Linked DNA regions of Mus musculus: all the other regions are linked to region 3. A link is a loop called in an ENCODE intact Hi-C map of the cell type or tissue named here. Cell type or tissue: heart. All regions are shown on one strand.

Region 1 (8,000 bases), 120 kb before region 3:
TATGCACCACCACCACACACTGGCTTCCCTGTTGGTGACCCGGTACCAGAAGTCTGCACCGCATCAAAAGCCGAAGGCGGGCGCGAGGAGGAGACAGAACTAACCTCATCACAACTCAACAAAGTGAACAACTACAGGACAGACACCCTTGGTTGGACAACGTGCGCTTTAGGGAGTCTCAGGAGCACATAACTTGGGGAATGATGCCTGCCGGCTACAGCCTAAAGAAAAGGAAGCCCTGAGAAGAGCGGGCGGGGGTGTGGTGGTGTGGGAGTCTAAGGAGCAGAGCTGTGAGCGTGCTCCACCAGGGCTGGCCTGGGGAGAGAATGCCCACAGTGGCACGTGCATTGTTGACAGGCAGGCATGTGCTAATGGAGGGGTAGGTGGCTGAGCAATCCCCCCCATGCTTGCATTTCTTGCAGGCATGGTTTGTTTAATGATGAGGGAATTGAATGCCTCGCACACACACACACTTTTTTCTTTTGCTGAGAAATGTAAAAAAGGAACCTATATCATATATATGTTCAGAAAAAAGTATGCATTTTTCCTTGAGAAATACCTAGTGCCATAATATTTCTGATTTAAGGGGCGAGGGAAATCTTTGAAGTGAAGGAAATCAGTGGGGGACGAACTAGCTCTTCCTGATTTTTTTTTTTTTTTTTTGTACTTCTCAAAGCCAGTAATGGGATTTAAAATGAGAGATTTCCAGTCTTCGTCCTCCCTGCCATTCCATTTCACTGTTTTTCGCCTCAGAAAACCTCCGAGGTAACCGACTACACGTCTAAGGGGGTGGATTAAAGTAAAACAAGGTTTGGGGAACACATCAACTTTTTGTTTTCTCAAATGAAGTTGGAAAAAATTTTTCTAAGGACAATTTAAGCAACAAAGGACATTGAACAGATATGCTTTCTAAAGAAAAATAAATCCGATTCGTTTGTTTCTCCTTCTTAAGACTAGAGAGAAAGGTGAATCTGATCTTGGAGCGTGCGTAAGGCACGAAATCTGGGGCCCGCCTTTGGATGGGGAAAATGGGCAGAGGCAAGGCACCCCGCGAGGTCCCTGGAGAGGTCCAGGGCGCAACAGGCTTAGAGCACCAGGGATTTGACTCCAGCTAGCCACATTCTCCTTTGGGCGGCCTTCAGGCTCGGCATAGGGCAGGGAACTGACCCCCTGTGTGCTTCGGGCGCGCCCTTAAAACCACAGCCGCTTGCCAGTTAGATTGTAGAGCTCAGTGGGTAGTAGTGACATTCGACGTCAGTTTCTCGTGGCCAGAATAGGACGCACCGATTTTTGTATCTGCCTTACTATTCCCCCCACCTGGGGGCTGGACTTTGTAAAGACCAGTCACCTCCCTAAATCCCTCCATTCTGCTCTCCCAAACCATAACCTCCAAGAATCCCGACATTTCCCCAAGATGCAGATTCCGGTTCTCCGAGCTAGTGCGCGCATCCCTAGTATCTAGCACGCCTGATATTTCGGGGCCCTTTTCTTCCCTCTGGCTTGGGATGCCGAGAGGAAGCCAGGAGGCTCTGGCTCCTGAAGACACCAATTGAACCGCTTAGGCCAGTGAATAGCCGCAGCCAAGAAACCCAAGTGCCTCTTGCAGGTGCGCGCCTGGCACGTTCCTGGGGCCCCTCGGCTGGGAGGGGAAATAGGCTAGCCCCGGCGGAGCCAGCCTGTCACCGTTCTTCTGCGGGAACCTAAAAAAACCATTACGCCCAGCCCGGGCCCCAGCTGCCCAGCTGGAAAGCAGAGGGCGCGGCCGCAGGCACACCCCCTGGCCCGGACAACGTTCAGGCCCAGCCCTTCCTCCCCATGGCTGCGATTCCCTAGCTGGGGCTGCCTGTTCTGTAGATTTTTTTTTTTTTTTCCTCCGCCTTTGCAGCCTGTCGAGCTTCCCAGACACTGCTAGGCCACCAACGTCCCACCCCCGCCCCTCTGGGAACAGAGGTGGGGCTGCCCAGGAAGAGGTCCCTGAACGCCAGCTGCAGAAGAACACTGGAGAGTCCCAAGTCCCAGGCTTCCCCTCCCAGCCTAGGTGTTTGGGAAGAAGCCGGGTTCTGTAGCCTTCGCGACCTCAGGGCCGAGCGGAGAATGGAGGACCTACTGGGGCGCACCGCAGACCCTCCTAACCAAAGGAGGTGGGAGTGGGTGTTTGGTTTAGCTGAAGGCCAACTTCAGGGGTGCCAGTGTCTTGCGTGCATCTCCCTCCCTCGCGCGTTTTGTCTGGGAGGGGGGAAATGAGAAAGAAAAGAAAGCGGTGGATTTGCGCCGACCCTCCTCCCGAAGTCTGGGAACGCTGCTGCAGGAAGAACCGCTCATAAAGACACTTTAGCCCCCGACACTTGAATGCTAAAGGTTAGACTTACAGTCTTCAGGGAAGGGCTTCCTGCCAACTAGGATAGCGGCGCACGCTGCCACAGGCCGTGGACCACACCATCCGTGGCCCCTCCAGGTGCGGTCAATGCGATAGGCTCCGGGTGTTTGTTTACTTCAGCGACCAGAACCGAGGTGCCGGCTCTTCCCTGCCCCCCAGCTCCAGGGAACCTCTTTTCCCGGCCTCCGCAGTTATTTGCCGGTAGCTGTCTGCGCCTACCTCATTTTGTTCTTGGTATCTGTCCCCTGCCCTTTGGGCTCCTACCAGGAGGCCCGAGATTCACAGCAGGACTCACCTTTGGGTGAGACCGTGCCTAGCCCTTTTCTTTTCTGTTTCCGGGCAGGCGGTGAACCCTAGCACAGGTGAAAGAAACAGGGGTCTACAGGAAGACAGGGCCTGCAAGGGAGTGCCAGGTGGGGCAGTTTTTAGGTGGGGGAAACTTATTAAATAGCCATGGAGAATCTATCCCAGAGATCCTAGGACCAGGGGCATCTCTTCCTCCCTTCCAACCCAATGATGCTGAAATTTGGAAGTTTAACCTTAGGAGCCAAGCAAGTGTCTATTTTCTCTATTCCTCCAGTCTGCTGCGTTTGCTGAGTACCTACTATGTGAAGTTCCCTTCCATCCCCTGTACCTGTAATTGTATTCATTTGCAATTGGAAAATGCTCTGAGTTCCATTTTCTATTCAAGAGGATGATTGCACTCAGAGAGGCTGTTACTCAAAGGCCACACAGCTTTAAAGTTGCTCAGCTTGTACTGGAAACCCACTTCTGTGGGGCTTTACACCAGCTGCCTCTTGTCAAAGCAAGACAAGCAAGGTGCCCGTCGTCGGTGGAAGAGGAAAGCTAGCAGTGCCATTTAAGGCAGAAAGACAAAACAAGCATTAGTTTCCCATGGTTCCAGGGCTGACATTCGAGGATAGGAGACAGTCACAGGCCGGCAAGGAAGATGCTCTCTGTGACAGAAGCCATAAGGAAATGCAGCAATGGCAACTCAGCCAGGATGTCTGCAAGGGTACAACCCTGATGCAATGCCCCAGACGGGCTAGCCTGAGCTGCTCCCACCTCAGGAGCAAAAGCTTCTACAGGGCCTTCTTGTTTTGCCTTTGCAAATTGTCTTAGTCTACTTGAAGCTGGGACAAGACCCTTACTTCTACACGTCATCAAGACGAACAGGAAAGGACAATCAGATGACCAACCAACCACTCATGAAAAAAATATTAGAAAATCCAGTAAGCTGAGAATTAGGTGACAGGAACACTCAAATGACAGGCAGGCTTCTTGGGCGCATGAGAGTGTGGGCTTTGCAGACCCTAGGGGAGAAAAGGGTGTGTGTGTGTGTATGTGTGTGTGTGTGTATGTGTATGTGTGTTGTGCAAGCTGCCAGCTCCTGCCTCATAGATTCCAACTAGGTCTTAGCCGCCCTTCTGCAAGGTTCTCCAGCGTTAGACCACCACACACTGGCCTCCCTTCACTGTGATTAGCTGGTTGGCTCTGACTGAAGGTTTCCCAAGTGTGGGTGTATGCCACTGGGCAGGACTGGCTGGCCTGGCCCACATGGAGGGCTGCTGAAAGGCTTGTTAAGGAAGCACTTCTGACTAGGCAATCCAATTACATAATGCTGCAAAAATAACTCAGGCCTAGGAGTTGTGTCAGAGTGACATATGTTGTTACCAGAGGAAGGGATCAAATATCTATCTTTTAACCCCCAAGGGGCTAAAAGTACATGCGTGCGTGTTAGTTCATCACTCCTCACTCGTGAGAGGAGCTAACGGGGTGAGGGTAGAGAAATGGCATCTACAAACATCTTGCCCCACCCCCACCCCCATTCCCCTGATGCAACTAAAGCCCACTTTCTGGTCACCTCCTAAGTCTAACAACAGACACACTGGATGCCCCAATTCATCTTGAAGTACAGTGCGTCCTGCTCCAAATGCGCCAGAGATGGTTGGAGAAATCAAATGGGGAGAGAAAAGGCAAGGGAAGAGGTCTTGTGTCTCCGGTGGGGGAGCAGTCTCTTCTTGTATCTACTTGGTAGATACACCCTGCTGCTCTTTTAGGACTACTGAGGCCTCCCTGTTTGTCTGGCACCATCCAGGTTACACTCAGGAACCCTCTCCAGCCCAGAAGACAGACACAGCTGATGGGCCTATTTCTCATGGGCCTTGGCCAAATTCCCACAAGGAGAGAAAACAAGATGTACTGTTCTGATCCAAAATTAATACGCACTGGAATGGCCTAAAAGAGAATTTCACCAGACATACAGAGAGAGGCCTTACTTCCAGGAATGTGAGCCCACACATCACAGCCAAGGTGAGAGCTGTCTGGATAAAACAACTTTTTTTCTTCTTTATTTGTTTTTTTTTTTTTTTTTTTTTTTTTTTTTGAGACAAGGTCTCTCTACATAGCCTTGGCCTCTCCCAGGCTGGCCTGGAACTCACAGAGATCCACCTGCTTCCGCATCCAGAGTGATGGGATTAAAGGCCCACTCCACCACTCCTGTCAGATCAAGTTTTCAGATGTGTCCTTTGAATTTGAACATGCCCTAAATTCTTACCATGCCTTGCTGGGGGAACCCATTTATATTTCTTAAAGAGCTGTGCTTGCAAAGCCGTGTTTTGTCTCAAGAAAGCCCATTAAGCAACCTAAGTTGTCCTTGAATTCCCAGTCTCCCTGTCTCAGCCCCATGTGTGCTGGGATTACAGTGGGTGCCACTGAGCCCAGTAGCAACTGCCTTTTGACTGTCTGTGTGGCTTCCGTCCCTCACTGTGACACTGAAGTCACACACTGAGCTGTATTAGATTCTTGAACATTTTGAATCCTCCAGTTTGTAATGACAACATCTGAGTTTCATTCCGAATTGCCCTTTCCAATCCAGCCCTAACCTAGACCCCTCTGACCTGTCTAAGCACTAAGACAAGCTTAGCTTGCAGTTCATTTCTCCCCCCACCCCCCCACCCCAACCCCGTCCCTCAAAATCAAACTGACTCTAAACTCCTTGGGCTAATTACAAAGAAGCAAATCCCGTTCAATCTTGGAGCCTGTTCCTTGGGCTCTAAGAACACAATCTACCTAGGCTCAGAGAGGGAAAACCTGCTCATTGAGGATAAAGCAGAGCCGAAAGGGTGAAGCCATCGCCACTGCCTCCCCCAGCAGGCTGCCTTTATGGAGTCTATTTCCAGTCTGTTTACCTGGCAAGGACCACGTGACCAGCCCAGAAGGAAATGCTGACATCATTGTCTCTCGCTCTCTCCCTCTCTCTCCTCTCCTCTCCTCTTCTTCCTCTTCCTCTCTTCCTCTCTCTCTCTCTCTCTCTCTCTCTCTCTCTCTCTCTCTCTCTCTCTCTCTCCCCCTCCCTCCCTCCCTCCCTCTCTCTCCCTCCCTCCCTCACACGTGTGCGGCTCGCCTCTCAGCCAGCATTCCCGTATCCCTCCTCCCATCCATGGCCTGAGCGCCCCTCCCCCAACACTCATATATCTCTCCCACTTATTTCTGCCTTTCTCACGCCACGCGCTCGCCTTTGTTTTCCCTTTTCAGAGGCTGTCTCGGAGAATATCCTGCACACACACACACACACACACACACACACACACACACACACACACGCTGGCTTTTTTTCCTTTTCCTTCTCCATCCAGCCCTTCCTCTTTCAATATCACTCAGATCTGTGGCCATTGAGTGTTCAGTGCGTTTTTAAAATGCACTTCCTCTTTAGCTATATCTTTGCAATTTCTAAATTAAAAGGATGGTGGTGGTGGAGGGGGACAACAAACCTTTTAGACAGCCCAGAGAACCTTTCAGGCCAGGGCAGGATGCGGGGCCAGAGTCGGGGAGCAAAGCTACACCGTCCAGCCATTCAATTTCCTGGTCCAGTGGCCTTCAAGATTTAGGGGTCGGGGGTTTGGTCAGACGTGGCCTTTTTATTTATTTATGATCAGGCTTTTCCTGGCTACAGTCCTATATTTTTATCATAGCTGCTGGCCACGGGTGTCCTTCCTTCCCCTACATCCAGTCTGTGCATGCCAACGGAGCAAGGCAAATGGACCCTGGATTTTTTTTTTTTTTTTTTTTTTTTTTGCTAGTCCTTGATCAGTGAGGGTGTGAAGAGGCGGCTTCTTCCAGCCAGGAACTTCACAAGCTGGAAAACCCGGACGACGGCACAGCGGCTTGCAGTAGCCAATGCAGGTGCCTCCTGCCTGTTCAAAGGGCTATTTATAAGTAGGACTGTGTGGCACGGCTGTGGGGTCCAGCTGTTCTGGAGACGCTTCTTGGTGCACATGGGCGCAGCGCCAAAGCATGCAGCGTGGAGGAAATGTTTAATAAAGACGTGGGAGCCTCCGTCTGTTTATTTATTCTCACCAAAAAGGTGGACAGAGGGTGTCCCTGGAAATAGCTTTGAAAGCAGACAGCAAGGTATCCAGGCCCAGCCAGGGCAGTAAAGGAAAACTCCCTGGCCAAAGAGGGAGGCAGGCTTGGCTCCTCCCCCCTCCCCTACCCCAGATGGTTATCTGGGCTTGTCTACCTTGTACTGTGGGGGTGGGAGGGGGAGGGGGAGAGGGGGAGGGGGAGAGAGAGAGAGAGAGAGAGAGAGAGAGAGAGAGAGAGAGAGATGGAAAGGTCACACCAGAGAGAGACTATTAAGAAATCATTAGTTAGGTGTGAACTTCTCATTCGTAACACTTGCAAAGGTGGGACTCTGCTGGGAGAGCCTAGTAATGGAGGACGGGTGTGTTTACTGCTGCTTCATTCTGTGGAAAGTCTCACATAGAACATTCCTGAAGGATGATCGCAGATGAGACCTTGAACTGTGGTATAGTGGTCGTCCATGTTTGGCTGTGTCTCTGATTCCTGCAAAGATAACTAACTGCCAGTACTGTGTAGCCAGCCAGGGAGAGTTGGGACCTTGTAAGGTTGCCTTCTCAGAAACCTGTTTGCTCAAGCTGGTGGAAGGGATTGGCAGTCATAGATATACCTCCTACAGACTCATCAGGACCTAAGTCTTCCTTGAACATGCCAGGGATCTAGAACTTTCTGTGGGCTTTACATATTTGCTATGACGTCTAACTTTAAACTTCCAAATGTTATAGGCTACATACTTGTCTTTGTCTAATAGACAACCAGCCCCTGTTGACTGAATGAATTCAGGGGTTCTGGTCCCAAATAAAAATGGGGTTAGAGGGTCTTCTCGGTGTTATCTGTGGTCTTTCGATTTCCTACTCTGGACCCTCAGAGGTGGGTTTTGAGGTGTTTGTGAAAGTGAACCCCACCATATCCAATTCTCATCTATCTTTTCAAAAAGGTAGAATACAGTCATAGCTACCCACAGTGGTACAGAGGATGAGAGGATGAGAGGGATGAGAGGGAGGATGCAGAACAGGAGGAGGAAAGGGATGGTATTAGATGTTGTTTTTTCTTACTATGGCACCTCTCAACTTTGGAATGGTCTAGGGATCACTGCTGGAGTTCACTTCCTCTCGTAAGCCCTGGTCCCCAGCCTCCCGTCCCCCTTTTCAAATTTAGCTCATAATGTAGGGGATGGACTCATTCATACAGCCAGGCCTAGCCCGGCTTTCACTATTCAGCACTGTGGCTACACGGGAGATGCGCTTCTATCTGAATAGAT
Region 2 (8,000 bases), 180 kb before region 3:
AATGCCCCGAGGTATCCCATTCTCAGCCCGGGTAAAACTGACTTTTCTAATAGTCAGCCACAGAGTCACCATCCATCTAAGCACCATGTCCCAGGCTCCTCTCTGTATCTATCTGGCTCTGTGCTAAGCATCATCTCTAAGGGGAAGCCTTCTCCTTCTTCCTTCTCTCCTCCTTCCTTCAGGCTTCCTGGGAAGGGTCGTATGAAGGGTTATCAGCCTCTGTGACCTCTTCAGTCATCAAGGGCCTTCTGGCTTTCCCATCCCCCAGCGAAGACCCGTACCAGAGCGTGCTCTCAGCCTCTGCCCATTAAAGCTTTCTCTGTGTCCAGCTATCACGGGAGGGTTGTTGAGTGAGAGGACCTCTGGTTGACCTCTGCTGACAGGCTCAGAGCCCTCTCTGTCCACTGATCTAACGTCAGGCAGGGTAATTAGCCACCACGCAGTAATTGCAGCTTCTAACTGGGCTGGACCAAGGATGCAAAAATCCCCTGGAGGGGCCTTGTCAGAGATCCCCCCCCCCCCCCCCCCGCTGCATCCCTCTAACCCACACAGATGCATCTATCTGCTCACAGGCAAAAAGGAAGGACTCAGCAACATTGCTGAGGGAGGCCAGCACTTTTCAAGGATTAATTAAAGTGCGACGTGGGTAAGAGAGCTGGGGAGCTACAAGAGAAAATGGGTAAACAAAGGCAAGTGGCCAAGGAAGATGTCTGAGGCTTGCCTGGAGGAGCCTGCTCAGAAAATGCATGCTCTCGAGCTAGGCAGACATGCATAGTGAAGTTTCATCTCAGCCTCAGAAGGAATGTGGAAATTAGCATCAGGGAAGCATCAGGAGGAGATGCGAGAGGCAGGACACCCAGCAGAGGACTGCTTGGCCCACCGACACCCTTCGAGCGTGTCTAGAATCTATCACCATTTCAACTAAACATGCAGCACCGGTCACCTTAGATGACACTTGAGTGGGGCTGGAGAGACGGCTCAGCGGTTAAGAGCACTGGCTGCTCTTCCAGAAGTCCTGAGTTCAATTCCCAGCAACCACATGGTGGCTCACAACCATCTGTAATGGGCATCCGATGCTATCTTCTGCTGTGTCTGAAGACAGTGACAGTGTACCCACACATATGAAATAAATATGGCTAGAGCAAGCGAGACGGGGTGGGGGGGACACTTCAGGGCTTTGGATTCCTGTTTATGCTTTGAGTATTCTACTAGACTTCAACAGGCCACCTCCCAGCTACCTCGCTGCCCACAAGTATCAGTGCCATCCTTCTAAAGTGCCTACCTCCACTCCAAGGTCATAGACCTGCTTGCTGCTTTAGTGGCTTCCGGAGCTGCTGGTACCCATGAGAACTCCTGGAAGTCTTTCCCTGGGAGAGGCCACAGGCTCTGAAGTCGCCTTAGCTACCCATCTAACCATGCCATGGACTTAAGTTTCCTTTCCTACCGGAGTACCAGGTGGCTTCCCGATGCACTCAGGACAGACACGTCTGTGTCAAACCCAAGTCACAAAATCCAGGGTAGCGGCCGTGGATTGCACGAGTTCACCATCCATTTGCTTCTCCAAACAATTAATATACTTAATAACTCTGGCCCCCATGACAAAGTCCTCGGACGCCCCTCGATTAACCTCTCCCTGCTATGAGCAGTGGGTCTCCCCAGCTTCCCCGTGTTCCCTACCACTTAATCACTTTTTAATCCACAACAGGACTCTGTGCCACACTGTGGTTTTTCTTTTTTTTTTTTTTCTTGTCTCTTAATCTTTTATGAGGGACCTTATGAAAAGCTTTTAGAAAAATACAAGGGAATTCTGCCTACCAGGTCATCTTTATTATTTTAGAATTCTTTATGAAGAAATTACAGCGCTTAATGTTGTAAATGAATATTTAAAACTGGGCCTTCGTGTAGACGCGCAGGTCTGACTCGGGTTATATTTAAGTCGCTGTGATATACTCCAGCTTTAGAAATATTCTTGTCTGCCCGAAAGAGAAGAGTGACTCTCCCCCACCCTGACCCTAGAGGACGGTAATTCCGGGGAGTGCTCAGGACCTTCCGGGTCAGCAAAAAAACTTAGCACACACTGAATAGTGGTGGCTCGTACCGGGTGACTTTGAACAGTAATAGGTCAAAAGTCACTGGGTCCAGGAAGGTCCTCTTGGATGTGGCGCCTGTCCGACTTCAACCTTTTCCAGCTTTTCCCGGGAGGGAGGTGGGTAAACAGCTGGCTTGCACATCTGCAGGGAGCCAGCCACAGCTTGACACTGGTACCATCTCTGTCCTCAAAACAGTTGTTTGTTGTGGCTACTGTTCCTAGCCAGCATTCTGCAACCTGTTCGGTTCTGCCCTCTAGGGCCGGTTTTCCCCTTCCCCTGGACAGATGGGACAATTAAAGATGTACAAGGAATATTTCTTGGTCGTCCAAATACGATTTTCTTGGAATGTCTGAAGGTAAAGCATTTAGGCAACGAGGCTTTTCGAGACCTGGACTTAAGAGCTGTAATACGATTCTGGAATTCATTTGAAAACTTTCCTATCAAGTAAATCAGAGGGTTAAATGATTCAAACGTCACACCAACACAATGTGCAAAATCACCCAGAGACTCTATGACCTTCTCGGTCCATGTTCCTGATTATAAAACTCCACTTAGCTTTTGCTCCAATCACAGAAACAGTAGTTAGGGTCCCAAACTGTAAAGCCAGATGAGCATCCTGCCACTTCTCCAGAACATGAATTATAGTGAAGTTAACAAGATGCAGGAAACAGACAACAGACTTCAGAATACTGGGTAGTTGTTTACACTTGAGTTAGATCCCCTATGTCAATCCATCATGGGGCACCTATTAAGAGTCGCCACAGCCAGTGAGGCAGCTCAGTGCCTACAGGTGCCCGCTTGCCGGGCCTGACCACCTGAGACCAAGGACCCATAGGGCAGAAGGAGAGAATGGACTCTCACAGCTGTCCTCTGACCTCCATACACTGGGCATACAACACGTGCACCCACACACATGCCCACAGAATGAATGAATGAATGAATGAATGTGAACTTCAAAAAAAGTTATCTAATTGGGCTGTCCATGTTTTCCTTCTGCTCCTCTCGGCTCCTGACCCCCTAGAGGGCAGAATGAGAACTGCAAGTCCAGGCACTCCATTATGGCAATGAAGCAGTTCAGCCTGCACTTACTTAATGAGCTCTTGTAAGGAAGCAGGAAGTCTATAAAGTAATTTAAATAACTTCCAGTCCTGAAATAAAGGAAATTAAACTGCTGGCACAAACCTGTCTGATGGACAACTTCTTTGTCCCTCCGATCACATCCACAGTTACAGCTGTCATAGGCCTCTTCCCAAGGCCAGCCCCCAAATTCCTCTCCTATGAAACACACAAAGGCTGCCAGTCTTCAAGCAATCCCAGCCTCGGAAGAGATCCTGAGCCAGGGATGTGGTGTGCCAGGCAGCAAGCGCAAAAGGAGTCGGCCCATGAACCCCACGAGGGGAGGCCTGGTGCTCCGACTGTAGGACCTCAGGCAGATCGCAGAGCTCCGAGGAGCCTCGGCAACAGCAGCGTGACCCGGGGAAGGCTTGGATCTGGCCAAGGGACGGCTGTGATTGTGAGAGGGTCAGATGAGAACAGAGCAACTGAAAGGCAAAATCATGCAGGTATAGTTTGAGCCACCCAGGGCCCTCAGGCCCTGGGATTTCACAACCTGCTCAAGAAGTCCCATCCTGCTGTGGCTTTCCTCCCTACTAAGAATGTTGATTCTCCGTTTCGTCTGAGCGCTTAAATGCAGGTAATTATTTGCCCGGATAATGGCTGGTCCTACTGGATATCATTTTCCTACAGGCAGAGACGGTGGCCTTTCATCTTCTATAAACCCGTGTGACCAGCACACCAAGCAAACCCTTGATGAAGGGGCTGGACTTCACCACCCCGTGGCTACCCAGACATTCACCGAATACCAATAAGCTACCAATGAGCCCTCGACTTTCCACAAGACAAGGCAAATCTCGTAACAAAATGAGACTCGTAACCCCACTGTAAGTCTACAGGGAAGGGGCCAGACTTGGGGGTGGGGGGTTTAAGGACCTCTTTCCCTGCACAAACACCCCGGCTTTCCCACCTGCAACCCTTGAAATGTGCAGACTGCTGTGGCCACAGCGGCTTCACCTGGTGAATCGAAGCTGCTAGATGCTACAGGCTTGTTTCTGGCCATAGAGTTAAGTTTACTTTACTGATAACAATCAACCAGGTATGAACTAGTCTGACCAGTACTGTGGACACAGGATCACTACAAAGATCCCTTTCGTTCCTCTTGGTCCCAAAGCTATTGTTACTGAAGGCCAGTCTGCGAATCTTCAACCCTTCCACCAGAAAGGCTAAGAATGAGGCAGGACTTTCACCACCACCAAAAAAAAGAAGTCACCTTCTATGCAGGGAGGAGAGAGGCTGGTATTCTTAAAAGAGAACCACAGTTCTTGCTCAGAGAGAGACCCATCTAAGCCCCCTTTGAGATGGAAAATCACCAACAGAAACTCAGCGTTGCTTTCTAGAAAGACCCTGGGGCGGCATGGTGGGTCCTGTCTTACGGTTTTGTTCTTTGTACTGCTGGTAACTGAGCCCAGGGCCCCACAGGAAGCCCTTGACCTTCACAGACAGACTCCATGTGAAGCTTCCCTATCACCCCAACCATTTCTGATTTTGGGTTTTTTTTTGGTTGGTTGGTTGGTTGGTTGGTTGGTTGTTTTAGTGCTAGGGATCTAGGGCCTCCTATATGCTAAGCACCATATCATAGCATTCTTAAGATCACTGAAGAATTCAAGGCACTATCTCACTTGGAGCCCATGTAACCTGCATGATCGCATTCAGAGGGTCCAGGGGCCTGTTTGAGCAATTACTGCCTTTCCTTAAAGGTCTCGCAGGCTGAGCAACAGCTGTCACCTACCCTAGAGGGCTGCTGAAGCTCTTGAGCAAAAGTCACCTCAGGGTCCAATCCCAGAGTCCCTACCCTGCAAAGGACACTCCTATCTCACAAGCATGGGCGAAGCTATCCTCCTGCTCATAGTGTGGCCACAGCTGGAAAGGATGCCATCTGAGGAGAATCTGTGTACAGCAGCTTAGTCTAAGAAGCAAATACAGACTGTTCATCATGATATCACTTATAGCACTCTCCACTACAGAAAACAAAACAAAACAAAAACTGACTTCCCACCAAGTTCACCACTGACCAACAACAAGCTATGCCTAATCTAAGTCAGCAGTTCTCAACCTATGGGTCACAATCCCTAGGGGAGGTCGAATGACCCTTTCACATGAATCACTTAAGACCACCGGAAAAAGATATTTGCATAAGAGTAGCAAAATTACAGTTACGAAGTATCTACACAAATAATCGTATGGTTGTGGGGTCACCACAATAAGAGGAACTGTATTAAGGGATCGCAGCATTAGGAATGTTGAAAACCACTGCTCTAAATCCTCCACATGACAGGCATAATGGCTGACACCTGTTAAGTCCAACACTCAAGGAGGCTGAGGCAGGAGGATTACCATGAGTTCACATACCAGCCTACACGACACATAATCAAGATCCTGTCTCGCCTGGCGTGATGGCGCACGCCTTTAATCCCAGCACTTGGGAGGCAGAGGCAGGTGGATTTCTGAGTTCAAGGCCAGCTTGGAGTGAGTTCCAGGAGAGCCAGGGCTACACAGAGAAACCCTGTCTCAAAAAAAAAAAAAAAAAAAAAAAAAAAAATCCCATCTCAAAAGCCAACAAATATGGGAGCTAGTACTAGGATTTTAAATTTAAAAAGATGAATACGTAAGGCAAGCTGGATGGTAACACATTTTATTTACCCCACTATCTAGCACCTGGTGTCAAACGTTGGGTAAAATATGCAGTTGAATCTTATGCTCTCAGGACAACCTAGCTTGTGCTCAGTGGCCACATCTGACCTGGGGCTGAAGGCACAGGCCCCTCTGCTGATGAAATCTTAGACCCCAACTCTATTCCGGGTCTCTCTGTAACAGTTTCCCATTTGCTCTTCCTACTGTCACTACAGAACTCCTAGAGACTCTTTGTCACAGCGCTCACTGCTGCGTTTGGATGACATGTCACAAAGTTAAGCTCGCTGGTGCTAGAGTGGCCAGATCTTCAAGGAATCCTGCACAACTTATTGATTCCATTTGAGATCAGCTGGCTCATCAGACCTTCTCTAAGGCCTTATCCATCATTAACCCTGCTTGGGGTTTCATGACTTAAAACCCTCTTAAGAAATCCTGTGTCTTTACCCACAGGGAACTAATTCCGCGCTGGCCACACAGCCGACTGTGTTGTCCATCATCAGAAACACTCTGCTTCCAACCCAACTCATGATCACACCAAACCGCTTCTGGTCAAACCCAGCTTGCCAGGATACATACATACATACATACATACAAAATGATGGAAACTCACGCAAATGATTGGCTGAGGTGATGCCTTATGTAATGTAATCATTCGCATACAGAGAGGCACAAGAAAAAGTCCACAGTTGTCAGCTTAGTCCAGGGCTGGACGTCACTGACTCAGACCTGATCATTCTATCTACTGCTTCACGGATGGGACCCCGGGCTATTGAGAACCAAAGCGGAGCAGATACGGAGCAGCTTTGCAGGAGGGGTGAAGCTAGACACACAACGTGCACCACTCAGGATGGGGTCCCATTTTCTTTACACCATCCAATGAACTGCACCATCTCTCTCCTGAATTTGGACTCACCCCACCCACAGAGCTCACAGTTTGATCTAGAAAGCATCACTGGCAAGCTAAAGCTTCCTCGGTCCAGATTCATCTCTAAGAGCAGGGCAGTCGGGGAGAAACGGAAACCAAAACATCGTTCGCTTCTGGCTCCCTGCTCTGGCTGTAGGCAAGAAAAGGTGTGCGCAGTGCCCTGGAGCCCGCCAAGGCTGGGCCTTCTTCCCAGAACCCCACAGGGGACAGAGCTGGCTCCCAACCTACAGACTCAAAGGGATGTTTTAGAGCAGGTGGAGGGACGGGCCCAACTAAGAATCCGGAACAGGACAAAGAGTGAGGAGTCCTGTGTGTCCACGCTCTCCTCAACACTCAACAACCTCTCCCAGTCTCCCATCCTGTCCCTAGACCTGTCCCCAGGGCACCAAAGTGAAGGACAAAGACCATGTGGAAAAGGGAGGAAGGAGGCGGCTCTTGCTGCCGACCGATGGGTGTGAGTGCAGAGTATTAATTAAAAGCCATCTGGGAACAATGGGCTTTTCATACTTAGAGCCCGCTCTGCACAAAGCCCAGCTTGTTCTGAGGGAGGACTCTCCTTTGCTTTTTTTTTTTTTTTTTTTCTCCTTACTCATTTCCTAGGGTTTGTGGCAATGTCTGGCACCCTGCTCAACCCACTGGAGTATCCTTTAACCAGAAGACGTGCCAGGTCAGTCTCCTCCTCCCTGACTGCCTGGTCTAATGGCCACATGCAGACACCAAAAGGGACGGACAACCGCAGGAAGCTCGGCTACTCCAGCCCATGGCTTGCAAGGATCCTGGGTGTTTCCCTACACAGCTGCCTAACCCATAGAAACACACTGGGCACCTGCAGAGGCCCAGCACCCCTGTCCTTCTCGAATTACACAGCATGTACCACACCCAGGAGACACAGGGCACAAAGTCATGGGTCTAACTGTCCAGCCAATAGACACTTCAAGGCCGGACTGAGAAAGGACAATAGATTGTCAGACATTGGGACGACTCCCTCTTCTACATTCTGAACTATTCCCAGAGTCTCACTCAACTAAACACCATAGACTGCTCCAATGAAGGCATTATTATTATTATTATTATTATTATTATTATTATTTTCAAATTCATGGTGGGCATAGAAGGAGTAATCAACTTTGAACATCTATCTAAGATGTTCCTCATGGCTTAACAAACCATGATCCCAGGCAAACAGCCTTTACAGGAAACCACCTTCCCTCCTGCCATTCATCTCCTGGGTAATCCTT
Region 3 (8,000 bases):
TTCCTCCCAGCTGGCCCCTGGCTCTCCTCAGCCTTCGAGTCAGGCCCACCTCCTCCCCCATCTCCTGCTAAAGCAGTTTCATCAGGATTCTGCAAGCTTCCTGTGTAACCCCCTCTCTTAAAAAAATCTGAAAATGAAACAAGACATATTTCTGAGGTTGTCAGCAGGTAGATCCACTGGCTTGTGGTAAGTACTCTCTCTGGGAGGAGCGCTCGGTTCTGATGTCTGTGTTGAATGCTCTGTGGCTCCCCCTCGGCCGCCCCCCGTGTATGCCTGTTCACTGGGCAGGGGTGGCGGTGATAATATTGTTTCTAACAACCAGACTGAAGCGTAGCCTCAGGCTGTCTTGCAAAGCCCCCTCCAAACAGCGTCTAATTAATTTTTACCCTGCCATTCCAATGAGTCCCGGGAGTGTATCGGCCCCACAACAAAACCCCCTCATCTAGTGGTTTGGAGACAGCTTTGACGTAACACTTGGTGGGTCTTAGATCTCCAAAAGAGAAACCACTGTAGAAAAAAAAAATTAAGGAATCTGTCTCCTTCTAGTCTCTCTACCCCACTTGATATTTGTTTTCCTTTGGCTTCCCTTCTTCTTTCCCCTCAGTGATCATTAATCTGATCTCTCCTGGACTCCCTTCTGCCTGTGGCACTTTCAGAGAGAACCCTGGAGCCACATATATACATATATATATATATATATATGTGTGTGTGTGTGTGTGTGTGTGTGTGTGTGTGTGTATGTATGTGTGTGTGTGTACATGTATGTATGTATATATATACATGTATGTATGTATATATATATACATGTATGTATGTATATATATATTTATTTTATTTTATTTTTTTGCTGTAGGAGAATCTCGTATTCTCTAGAGTCTAGGGTTAGGTAATTGCATGGGGCTGCCCTGAGAACCTTACTAGGTTTAAAAAGACAGGAAAGAGAGCAGGCAGCTGGCCTGATTGGCTTTCATCTGCAGTGTGGCCAGGTAACACTGGAAGCAAGGGAGAGGCTTGTTGAAGAGGCCTCTTACCCGCCCATCACATCAAAGCTGCAGTACCCCAGTATCCCCTCCCTTCCCCTGGAAGCGTTCACGGAGGAGGCTCAGTCTCACTGTCTGGCTGTCCAAGCCAAGCCCCTAGAGGCTGCCTAGGTTGCTTTCTTTCTCCCTCTTCAGGGAGTTGGAGTTGGGTCAGGGGCTTCCAACCTAGCGCTGGCCCACGCCTCTCTCTGCGGCTCCAGGCTTTTCCCTCCCAAAACTCACATTTCCCTGCGCAGTCCCCAAATACTGTCTAACCCTCCCCCCGACCCCTTTCAGCACCCACTGAAACCCCTTTTCATCCACACAGGCTGCTTATCTTTGGACCTTGGAATGAATTAAAATTCACAAAAGCGACCCTTTAGCAAGGTATTCAGAGATGCTGCACTCTAAACCGGCAGTGGGCAGAGGCTTCCTCGGATTTCAGGACCGAGAGATTGAGTGACTGCTCTGTTCTCAAGGACCCCCGCCGAGGGGACTGATCTCCTGCGAACCTCTTGGGTGCTAATTTCACCATCGCTGGGTGCCAAAGTCATTCCCTTGGGACCACTTGACTTGGCACCTCCTGAGAAATGGGGTCATTGTTCCTAATGAGCTGGAGCAGTCTGGCTCCTTGAAATGAGTTAATCACAGAATTGCAGGCCTAGGAAAGATGTCTTTGATGGCTGGCTTCTCTGTACCCGGTCCAAAGAGTGAGAGCCAATCCTATTTTAGAAGACACCCATGGAGTCACACACTCCAGTGACTAATCGCTTTTAATTGTCCTCTTTAACTTGATCCTCATGAACTGGTGAGATTCCTGTTTGCACCTTCCTCAGGGAAGGGAAAAGGCATTGCTTACCAATCAGACCGTTTATATTCTCCTCCTCCTCTTCTTCCTCTTCTACTTCCTCCTCTTCCCTTTCTTCTACTACTTCTTCCTCTTCCTCCTCTTCCTCCTGTCTACTGGGGTTATAGTGTGGCCTGCTGACTAAAAGGAGAGTCAGACATATCTGAGTAACTTGCCAACTATGAGCTGCGTGGTGGTGGCACACGCCTTTAATCCCAGCACTTGAGAGGCAGAGGCAGGCTTGTCTCTGTAAGTTCGAGGCCAACCCGGTTTACAGAGCAAGTTCCAGGACAGTCAGAGCTACACAGAAAAACCCTGATTCTAACAAACAGAACAAAAAGGACTAAAAAAAACAAAGCAAAACAAAACCAAAAACCCAAAACAACAACAAAAAAAATCAAAACAATCAAACAACTTACTCTTCCTCCTTGATCTACAAATCAGAAGGTACCCTTTGTAAAGGAGTTCGATGCATGTGGGATAGCCCCCTTCCCCTGGGTCTCACATAGCTCAGGTTGATCTTGAACTCATTACTTAGCTGAGAATGACCTTGAACTTCTGGTCCTCCTACCTGTATCTCTGCTTCCCAAGTGATGGGATTATAGGCACATACTGCTATGCTCTGGTTATGTGGGGCTCTAGCCAAGGGGTTTGTGCTAGGTGAGTACTCTATCAGCCTAGCTCATCCCAGCTCGGTCCTTCTTCTTTAATGTCAAGTGATATGTTTGTAAAGAACAGTGGGAACACTGTCCCAGGAGCCCAGAGAGACTTGGGCACTACACATGGTGGCTATAAACCAGTCCTTTCACCTTGGCTCAGCAAGTGAAAGAGATTGAGTTCAAGCCTGAGTTCATTCTATAGGAGCCACTTGGTTGGAGGAGAGAACAGACTCCTGTAAGATGTCCTCTGGTCTCTAGACATATATAGTATGGCATAGATACCATTTTAACCTCTATTTCTAGAATACCCTGCCTTGAGGTATGCCATTGCAGTTAATTAAAAATATATATACATTTTTACTTACTGATTTGTGTTTGTGTGTGTGTGTGTGAGTGAGAGTGTGAGTGTATGTGAGTGTGTGTGTGTGTGTGTGTGTGTGTGAGAGAGAGAGAGAGAGAGTGTGTGTGTGTGTGTGTGTGTGTGTGTGTGTGTCTTAAGTTCGTGAGCAGAGGACAAGTTTTTCTGAAGCCTTAATTTTTAAAGAACTCTTGATGCTGATCTATGGTACTGAGAACATAAGCACTACACAATCTAGTTTGGTTTCTGTGTGTGAACGTGCACACACGTGTGCACACATATATGCGTGTAGCTGCACGTATGTATGGAGGCTGGAGAATGACCTCGGCTGCCATTCCTCTGAAGCTATCTATCTTGTTTCTCTTCGGCCCATTAGGAGAGCCTATCTAGTCAGAGAGCTCCAGGAATCAGCCTGTCTTTTATCTCTTTCCAGGGCTGAGATTCTAAACGTGCACCGCACTGCCACACCAAGCTTCTTACGAGTAGGTTCAGGGGATTAAGCTCAGGTCCTCGTGCCTATGGCAAGCGCTTTACCAGTGGAACCATCCCCCTTCCCCTTCCCCCCTCCCCCTGAGTTTTGTTTCTTTATGCTAGTGTTCAGTTAATGGGGATAGAGAGGGGAAGAAGATGGCGATAGAGACCATGCTATCACAGACTGGAAAGGGATGGGTGACAGGAAAAGCATGCTGGGTAAGGCAGTTATGCAAATGTCAAGAACAGAGCCAAGGATGTCCCTTTCCCATTGACTGTCTTTGTAGAGCTCCCTCATTGCTTCGTATATACTAGGTACTCAATAAATCAATGGAACAGCAACAAGGAGAATCCATCTGATAGCACAGGCTTTGAAATGAATGTCCGACACAGAAGCGGATTTCAAATGGGCTATGATCTTGGCATCTTCCACCATGATCACTTCTTTCCCCGGGAATTCCCTTCCCACCTCCAGCCCCTTTTGTAGTTTAAATGCCGTTTACAGATCTTCATTGGCTGTAAGCTTCAGAAACCCTACCCCAAGTGAAGTAGCTAGAGCTTCCAGCTTGAGGTGGCGTAGTGGGTATGGGGAGAACCATCCTTACGTCTGCACTATGAGTGACTAGGCGGAATTGTAGCCCAGTGGGGTCGGAGGCCACTGTGCACCCAGGTCTCCACACTCTCCCAACCTAACCTGAGGCTGTGACTGAGGCTGATGACGTCTTATTAGTAGATGACAGATAGCTGCTAAACTTTCTTCTATGGAGAATAATTTCTGAATAGGGGATGGAAAGTACAGAGTTAAAAAAGAAAAGAAGAGGCACCCATTTTATAATCCGTATCTCATAGGCACATCAGCCCAGGAAGGCAAGTGTTATCTTACTCCAAGGTAGATGGTGAGTCTGAATGCCAGGGAGTTTCGGGATGATTATATCCCATGATACATCAGGCACGAAGCAATGGCACCTAGCCCAACGTAAGGAATGAACTTGTATAGGTATCCCTTAAGATATAACTGCTTGGAATGAGTTTTGGAGAGCACTCCACCCCATTAATTCGGGTTGCATTCCTGAAATGGTCACATGTCATGAACCTTCAGCAACATGCCTTGAATAAACTGAGAGCCAAGGTCCAGAGATGATGGAGGGCTTTCATAGGGCAATGGAGCTGGGACACCGGTATTAATATGGCGCCCCCTAGTGTTTTTGTGGTGGTAGCGTGACTTGGAATCACACCAGCATACTGGTCTAAATAGGGCCTCCTCATGGTCTTCTGATTGAAGGAGATCCTGCCTATCACGACCGTTTACATCTTTTAAACCGTCATGTTAAACAAAATTCTCTTCAACTTTAATGCCTTTCCCCCCCTGTCCAGTATCCATTTCCAGCCTGTGCTGAGTAGAACCCAGTCTTCACATTGTTTTCCCCTCATTGTGTGTGGCCTCCTAAGTACTTCAAGGATCAAGACATACCGATTCATTATTGTGACTGCGATGTTATAAGCAATGGATAATGGCGTCAGTAGATGAATCGTTGGAGGAGGTGGGTATTGCTCTGTCCACGGCTAGTGGGCAGAGGGCAAGGGAGCCATCACGGGATGCTGAGTAGTGCATGTTTCCTGCCTATCAATTGCTAGATTTTTTTTTCTTTTAAATCTTGGCAACCTTGTCTGGACAGTATAGTCCACAAGGGACACAATGAAAGCAATTGGATCACACCTGTACATGGAAGGAGGTGAATCAACTAACTGGAGTCATATTGTTTACACATTTCAAGAAAAAGTGATTTTTTTTTTTTTGAGAGGAAGGGTCTAACCAAGTATCCTTCTGTTTAGTGTAACATGTCTTTATTTTCAATGTTGCACAAATATAGCAGACACAGACATGTGTTAAAAACAGTAAGGAAAGCCAGTTCATTAACTATTGGGAAACATGGGACAGGTCATGAGTAGACAGCCAGTTGGGTCCAGTCCTACTGTTCTGTTTATGGTTATTGCTGCTTTATCAGGTATAAAAGACTCTTATTGTCCCTGTTGCACATAGACATGGGGGCCAACAAAGGGGAAGGAGATAAGCCAGGCTACTATATTTGGTGTCTCAAGACTCAAATCATAGTATCACAAAGACTATAAAGAGTCATTGGGCCATTTCATTACACAAAGAAGTGCTTGTTTCCTTCATTCCACCATGGTATCTTTTTTTCTTTTTTCTTTTTTTAAAGTTTCAATCTCAGAAGGTAGAGAGACAAAAGCGGACCCAAAAGAGAACTTGGGAACACATTCCAGTCTCCACTTTTCTATTAAGAAATAAAGGGCAGAAGCTACATGTAGATAGGACCATTGTTATAAATGTACATAAATATATGACCATGCAGATAATTTGAGATTGAAGGTTGTTTGTATAGAGATATGCAAGACACAGGCCCCCAACCCCTTTGTTTTCGTGAGCTCTCTGGTGACCCTGTGTAGCGTCCTTCCATTTGGTCAGACCTGTAGTTGCCCATCTCCCCCAGAAGACTTTCCTTTACGTTCCAGATGGCCATTCGAGGAGGAGCAGAAGTCACCTACTGAGAAGCATGGGTTGGGCATACTTTCAAATAATAACCCAAAAGAAACAAAAATCATCAGATGACATTTCAGCTTGGAGACACTCAGTTTTATGAACACTTCATTCACAATAAAGGCCTTTACTTGGAGAGTGGACTCAGTGAGGGGCTTTCAGCCACTAGCCTGTACATGTCCAGCCAGACTCAATCACAAGTTGTAGGAGCCCTTGGGAGTGGAGGTCCTGGTTCAGTTACACCACTGGGGGCCATTGCTCATGAGTGATCAGAAAGGATGGAGATTGTTCATGTAGGCAATATGGATGGAGGAAAATTGGGGTGTAGTTGAGGGCATCAATCCTCTCAACCTCAAGGGGCAGACACTGTATAGTCTTGAAATACATCAATGACATTGCTATATTGGAATAAAATTCAGGATTGTTTAATATAAAACCTATAAGTACTTTGTTCTCCTCCTAAGAAAGACTGAAGCACTCACACTTTGGTAAAGTGTAGACCAGAGACTGAAGGACAGGCCACCCAGAGACTGTCCCACCTGGGGATTCATCCCATATACAGTTACCAATCCCAGACACTATTGTGGATGCCAAGAAGTACATGCTGAAAGGAGCCCGATATGGCTGTCTCCTGAGAGGTCCTGCCAGAGCCTTACAAATAGAGACAGATGCTCGCAGCCAACCACTGGACTGAGCACGGGGTCCCTAAGAGAGGAGTTAGATAAAGGACTGAAGGAGTTGAAGGGGTTTGTGACCCCACAGGAAGAACAACAATATCAACCAACCAGTCCCCCAAGAGCTCCCAGGGACTTTACATCACCAAAGAGTACACATGGCTCCAGCTGCATATGTTGCAGAGGATGGCCTTGCATATGTTGCAGAGGATGGGAGGAGAGGTCCTTGGTCCTATGAAGGCTCGATAGATGCCCCAGTGTAGGGGAATTGAGGGCGGGGAGGTAGGAGTGGGTGGGTGGGTGGAGGAACACCTCGTAGAAGCAGGGGGAGGGAGGATGGGAGAGGGGTTTCCCGGGGTGAGATGGGAGAACCAGGAAAAGGGATAACATTTGAAATGTAAATAAAGAAAATATCCAATTAAAAAACACAACAACCTAGCACTGTAAAGTCCACAGTCCATTGTGCTTCTACGGCATATGACTAACTCTACTGCTATTTATGCCCAAAGCATCTTATTTCCTAGGAAGCCCGGTTTTAGAGAAACACACTGGAACATCTTCTTTTACCTTTTGACAAAATGAAACTGCATCCTTGGGAGTTTCCCACCCATTGCTCTCTTGGCTACTTCACTCCAGTACTATTTCATTACTTATTGATTTTTTTCAACGCCTCTCTGCATGGCTGTAATTTACACAGGTCCTACAGCCCTTAGCAATTCTTAACACCTCCAGGTACGAAGATCACGAGTCCACTAGAGAGGGAACGCCAGCTACTCCCTTTTCGCAAAGGATGAAAAAAATTGGTGAATCTCATCGCTCCAACAAGTACCTTGGGAGGCCATGGTGGGTGGAGAACACCACACTAGTGTGCATGCTAAGACAGGGAGAGGAATGGATCTAACTCTAGGACAGCGTTACCATGGTCTTGGTAAGCTCGTTTTGGCTGTAGAGTCAAGGGTGTTTTGTAGGGTATTAGTTTGAAGAAGGAAGGGAGGGAGGGAGGTAGAGATGGAAGGAGGGAGGCAGGATAGCCCATGAGATCAGCTTAATGCTGGCAAAGCTGGATTTATTATGATCTTTAAAAAAAAAAAAACTAATCACCGTTCCTTGTCAACTTATGAACTGTGTGCTTGCCTTTGTTGTAATCAAGGTTTCACATGGAAATAAAAAAGCAGTATGCTATTGTGATAGAGAAAAATACAATAAAATGGCTTGTCTTCTGGAAAAGTTCTTATTTAGGTAAAATATGCCAATGTATGAAGGAGGGAAACAAACTGAAAAGTCATTATTTCTAAACGACGGCATCATTTAGATCTATCATAAAAATAATCAATTTTAGTTGGTAGAGTTCTAGTCTCATAGACAGATTTCTTCCTTTTGCTTCTGAAAGCTTATAGTTTAATGGAGCCAGTGAG

Evidence for each region. A loop is a pair of places that touch in the nucleus more often than their neighbours do. Peaks named below come from ENCODE experiments on the same cell type or tissue, not always from the same donor. Only the 100,000 strongest peaks of a DNase experiment are listed, where the experiment ranks them.
Region 1: a loop joins it to region 3, with 3.0 times the contacts of the local background. A loop is called at or near these places in 6 of 42 quality-filtered maps.
Region 2: a loop joins it to region 3, with 2.1 times the contacts of the local background. A loop is called at or near these places in 2 of 42 quality-filtered maps.

The regions. Positions count from the first base shown.
Region 1 is chr8:108,689,983-108,697,982 of GRCm38, reverse strand. It overlaps Gm42043 (a long non-coding RNA gene), which reads left to right and starts at 4,373. Exons shown (of 3, transcript XR_879166.2): 1 at 4,373-4,690. It also overlaps a transcript of Zfhx3 not described here. In heart, no CTCF peak of the experiment used is centred here; DNase peaks (open chromatin) are centred at 1,742, 3,922, 5,892, 6,572 and 4 weaker places; H3K4me3 peaks cover 3,911 bases; H3K27ac peaks cover 2,510 bases; H3K27me3 peaks cover 3,000 bases.
Region 2 is chr8:108,755,070-108,763,069 of GRCm38, reverse strand. The region is part of intron 1 of Zfhx3 (zinc finger homeobox 3); the gene reads right to left. Among named protein-coding and RNA genes, the nearest start is that of Zfhx3, 44 kb to the right of the region's middle. In heart, a CTCF peak has its summit at 3,125; DNase peaks (open chromatin) are centred at 3,079, 7,099 and 7,488; H3K27ac peaks cover 1,975 bases.
Region 3 is chr8:108,570,851-108,578,850 of GRCm38, reverse strand. The region is part of intron 1 of Lncbate1 (brown adipose tissue enriched long non-coding RNA 1); the gene reads left to right. Gm51548 (a long non-coding RNA gene) reads left to right here and starts at 826. Exons shown (of 3, transcript XR_003947448.1): 1 at 826-4,895; 2 at 7,318-7,513; 3 at 7,976-8,000. It also overlaps a transcript of Zfhx3 not described here. In heart, a CTCF peak has its summit at 4,554 (motif pointing left); a DNase peak (open chromatin) is centred at 4,520; H3K4me3 peaks cover 254 bases; H3K27ac peaks cover 286 bases; H3K27me3 peaks cover 732 bases.